2 separate regions of the Homo sapiens genome follow, and region 2 is linked to region 1. The links are chromatin loops, found by intact Hi-C in ENCODE. Cell type or tissue: mesothelial cell of epicardium. All regions are shown on one strand.

Evidence for each region. A loop is a pair of places that touch in the nucleus more often than their neighbours do. Peaks named below come from ENCODE experiments on the same cell type or tissue, not always from the same donor. Only the 100,000 strongest peaks of a DNase experiment are listed, where the experiment ranks them.
Region 2: it touches region 1 in a loop (24-fold over the local background); 35 of 110 quality-filtered maps call a loop at or near these places.

What each region holds. Positions count from the first base shown.
Region 1 is chr10:93,362,664-93,365,163 of GRCh38, forward strand. MYOF (myoferlin) reads right to left here. Exons shown (of 54, transcript NM_013451.4): 27 at 1,298-1,412. Among named protein-coding and RNA genes, the nearest start is that of MYOF, 120 kb to the right of the region's middle. In mesothelial cell of epicardium, no CTCF peak of the experiment used is centred here; a DNase peak (open chromatin) is centred at 1,379.
Region 2 is chr10:92,883,727-92,886,226 of GRCh38, forward strand. The region is part of intron 1 of EXOC6 (exocyst complex component 6); the gene reads left to right. Among named protein-coding and RNA genes, the nearest start is that of EXOC6, 36 kb to the left of the region's middle. In mesothelial cell of epicardium, CTCF peaks have their summits at 1,345 (motif pointing right) and 1,547; no DNase peak of the experiment used is centred here.

The DNA.
Region 1 (2,500 bases):
AAAAGAAAGTTCCTAAGTAAAGGAAATAAAGGCGGCCCATAAACATGAAAAAATACTCAGCTTTACTTTAAATTAAGAGAGTGAAAATTGAAATAACAGGATACCACTTATTCATGTGGCAAAGATTATAAAGCGGGATGATGAATATTTAGGCAAATGGGCTTCTTGTAATTTTGTTGAAAATATGAATTTATAAAACCTTTTTGAAGGTTATAAAATTTTATCAAAATTTTATATGCATTTAAACCTAGACCAACCAAATGCAAGGATCTTCCCTACAGATAAACGTTCATAAACATACAAAAATGTATGTTTAAGGATGTTCACTGTTACATTGCTTATAAAAACCAACGACTCAAAACCAAAAGCACCTAAATGCCCAGAAAGAGGGGATTAAATGAATTATAGTAGGTACATATAATAAAACATTCTGCAACCATTTTTTAAAAGCTCATAGATCTATATGCATTGACATAAAAAATGTCCAAGATATATTGTTAAGTGAAAAATACAAGCTATGAAACTGTGTGTGCAACACAATTCTATTTAGGCAGGGAAAAAGGAAGTTATATCCTTGTTTATGAACAGAAAACAGACATCAATGGTTATCTTTGGGGAGTGGAATATGGATTGGGGAGAATAATTACTTTTGATTTCCTTTAATGCTGCTTGGATTTTTTAAAGACAGAAACATTTCATTTGTTATACTATTAAAAACTAGGCTGAGCTTGGTGTCTCATGCCTATAATCCCAGCACTTTGGGAAGCTGAGGCTGGAGGATTGCTTGAAGCCAGGAGTTCAAGACCCGCATGGGCAACATAATAAGAACCCATCTCTACAAAAAAATAAAAAATTAGTCCAGCATGGTGGCATGTGCCTGTAGTCCCAGCTACTGGGGAGGCTGAGGCAGGAGGACTGCTTGAGCCCAGGAATTTGAGGTTAGAGTGAGCTATGATCGCACCACTGCGTTCCAGCCTGGGAAACAGAAAGAGCCTATCTCAAAAAACCCTCAAACAACAACAGAACCCTAATTAGATAATAATAAAAATTTACCTAAAAAATTTGCACAATCCAAACTATACCATGTTCCAACATCGAGTTAAATAGGCCTCATTTCTATTCTAAAGAAAATACTTATTGTGGCACTTGTGTGGCTTAAGCTATAAGTGGAAGACTCTTCAGAACATAAGATGGAGCGGAGGAGAGGTTAAAGCCCAAGCCAGGTGGCTGCTGGGTTCCCCGCAGATCACGATCAGAGGTGACAGGTGAGAGTTTCTCTCCGGAGCAGGCCACTCACCGCATCCGTGTAGGTGTCCTCGGCCGGCTTCCAGTCGCCCCCGGGGTAGCGGCTCTCGTTCTGATAGACTTCATCAGTGAACTCCGTGTGACCTGCATCTGCCTCAGTCAGCAAGCTGTGGGGCGGGGAGGGCTCAAGTTACCCAAGGAGACCGGGTAACCGGCAGCCTCGGCGATTGCCAACACTCAGGAAGCATCTACACCCTGGGAGTGGCACCACTTCCCTCCTCGCTTTACCCCTGTTGGTTCTGACTCCAAATTCCTCTTTGTACTAATCGCTTTTGACATTCCTTTGAAGAAAGAGCCTGCTGGAACAATGTGACCTAAATCATAAAGAACTCCTCAAATTAACAAGGTTGCTCCTTCTCAGTAATGAGGATGGGGTCTGGGAAAACAGTATTGTGGGCAGCTTCTTACAGAGACCACAGACAACGCCTTCCATGTTTCTGTTTCAGTTCCGGGCTGCTCAGCTTTATCTCAATGAAACTCTTGGCTAACAGTTCAAAAGAAAAGGGAGCTGTCCCCACTATTTTTTAAAACAGAGTGTAGACGGTCTCATGAAGCCACATGTGGCTTGCTTGGTCTACATAACACAAACTGAAGGGAGGAGTTTAAGTTTTCTGGAGAGTTCCTAGGTAGACAGCCAAACCAGGTCATTTCAGACTCCAAACTCCATTTGGGCATTTGGGAAATCCATACTGACTCTCTGCCATGTTAATTTTCCTCTTGGATTTGGAATTCTTTGGACAACCCGCAGAGGAAAGTTACAGAGGCTCCAACTTTGACTCAAGTCTTCTGCCAGGTACCTACTCAAATGAGGGTTTTTTTTCCCTTTATTGTTTCTGCATCTTTTCTCTGCTGTATTCTCCCCTAGAATCCAGCACAGGAAAGGAATCAAAAAAACAAACAGTCCCAATCACTTATATGAATTGGGCATCACGTCTCTGGGCCTCAAAGAAGGAGAATAAAAGCCCTGGCTGCTGCCTGTAGGATTCCATCCAGCCCTGACATGCTTTGACCTTCTGCTTTTTCTATCACAATTTCCCTACCCTTTCCCTGTCCTCACTAACCTTCCTTCCTTCCAGCCAATTCAAACCCCATTTTCCTTTCCCTCACCAATTTCCCCCAACTCCACCCAGAGCAAGCTGCCTGAATTGAAAGCAATCACATGCAAGCAAGCACGTTTGGGTCTTAAGAGAGCAGT
Region 2 (2,500 bases), 480 kb before region 1:
GAAATGCAAACTTAAGGCTAATGTATCATTTGAAAAACTGGCAGAAAATAGGTTAGTGTTTGAAAAGGTATAAAATGACATTAAAAAGCATTAAAGGAAGTCAGAAGTAACTGATAGTATTTTGTCAGGGGTAAAAGAGTTAAGTTTTGTTTTCTTTTTGTTCTTTTCTTTTCTTTTCTTTTCTTTTTGAGATGGAGTCTTGCTCTGTTGCCCAGGCTGGAGTGCAGTGGTGCGATCTTGGCTCACTGCAGCCTCTGCCTCCTGGGTTTAAGTGATTCTCTTGCCTCAGCCTCCCGAATAGCTGGGACTACAGGTGTGTGCTACCACAACTGGCTAATTTTTTTGTATTTTTGGTAGAAACAGAGTTTCACCATGTTGGCCAGGCTGGTCTCAAACTCCTGGCCTCAAGTGATTCACCTGCCTTGGCCTCCCAAAGTGCTGGGATTACAGGCTTGAGCCACTGTGCCTGGCCTAAAGTTTTGTTTTCTGATAAAGGTTTGTAGAAAGCTTTGACACCAAAAGGTGTCAGTTGACACAAGCAGTGTCAATGCCCAGGGATTCCTGAACAATATTTCTGCTTCTAGTTTTCCAGTATTTGGAAGTCCATTTTCTTGCTAGTTTTTGTTTTTTCTTAAAAGCAGTTGATTGACATTTAGTAAAATACATGGGAAAGTCAGCCAGTGACTAGCATTTTAATGGCAATTGCTCTAGGTACTTTCTCAAATTATACACTATGCAGATGTAGCCCCTGACCATGCTCTTTTATGGTTATGCAACCAGTATATGTATTCTGTTAGTGAACAAAGCATTCTGGGACAGAGAAAAGCCATTTTTATTTTGTCTAGAAAAGAAACAATACTATTCTAGCAAATATAAGTAATTTCGGGACATTAGAATTAGATACTTTGAGATTATATCAGATTTTCCTCAAAGTGTAGACATTATTTTAGTAAAAAAGAGTAAATACATTTTATTTTCTTCACAGTTGTAATGGATTTATTCTTTACAATGAAGACTGCAGTGAATTAAAAAGATACCCAAAATAGTGTAAGGATATTACATGCTTTTTAACAAAAAATATATAAAAAGTGATGAGTTTTTTTCACAATAATACATCGTGAATGTTGGTTTTTCATCAGAAAGGGAACTTTTCCTTAAAAAAAATACTGTGGAATTTGATTACTAAGTCATTTATTTACAGAATATAGCATCTTTCCAAAAAATTCAAGTGGCCGTAGTTTCTCAGTTAAGACATTTGATTTGATGATAAAAGCATTAATTTCTAGTGAACCAATTTTAACATTTTAATGTCTTATCTTTCTTTTTGTATTTATTTTACTACCACTAGGTGGAGCCCTAAACACACAATTCAAGAAAGTATCTCTGCAAGATACTTTGTTTAAATTCCCTAAAGCCAATTTATAATCAGTTACAGCGAGTTAACTCATATTTAAACTTTGAAAACTTTGGTTTTCAAGGGTTGATATAATGAAGATAGAAAATGTGTTTGATACTTAAAATTTTTTTAGCTATATTTTTGAGACACAAAGTATTTTTATACATTCCGAGTTGCTAAAATTAAAATATGTAAGTAAAATCTTTAGTGTGGCATAAGCCATATTTGTTCTCTGTTCACATGAAGGTTAAAGTCAGCTCTTTTTTTTTTTTTTGAGATGGGAGTCTTTCCCTGTTGCCCAGGCTGGAGTGCAGTGGCGCAATCTTGGCTCACTGCAACCTCTGCTTTCCGGGTTCAAGTGATTCTCCTGCCTCAGCCTCCCAAGTAGCTGGGATACAGGTGTGCATCACCACGCCTGGCTAATTTTTGTATTTTTAGTAGAGACAGCGTTTCACCATATTGGCCAGGCTGGTCTGGAACTCCTGACCTTGTGATCCACCCACCTAAGCCTCCCAAAGTGCTGGGATTACAGGCGTGAGCCACTGTGCCCAGCCATCTCTTCTTTTAAAAATGATTTTGCATCTGTACTTCTGTCTGAGTTGCATTAAATTTTGCCAGAATTAGACATTTTATTGTGTTAAGCTTTTGGAAGGGATGACTGAGCTAACCCCCCCCTCTTTTTTACTTTTAAACAAATTTTATTTTATTTATTTATTTATTTTACCTTTGTCCTGAACTCTCTTACATTGATGTGTCATTATCTATATATAGAGCACTAAGGTATACTCTTATTGGATGTGGGAGAATGGAAAGTTTACTAATTTTCTAATGTTCGCTCTTGCTGGTTCTAGCATATAAATATGTGTGTGTTTGTTTACAGGAACTTGATTAGACTTAACAATAGAAATTATAAAATTTTGGGAGACTGAAAGAACGAAAAATTATTTTTGTTAAAATTGTTTATTGATTCAAAATTTAGAATGGCAATAAATCTAGCACATTCATATATGAATTAGGTAGATATAACTATAAACCAACTAGGCTCAAAGAGTGAGTACTGCTTAACAGCATTTCCTTTCTGTTCCTACAAATCAGAATTTCAAA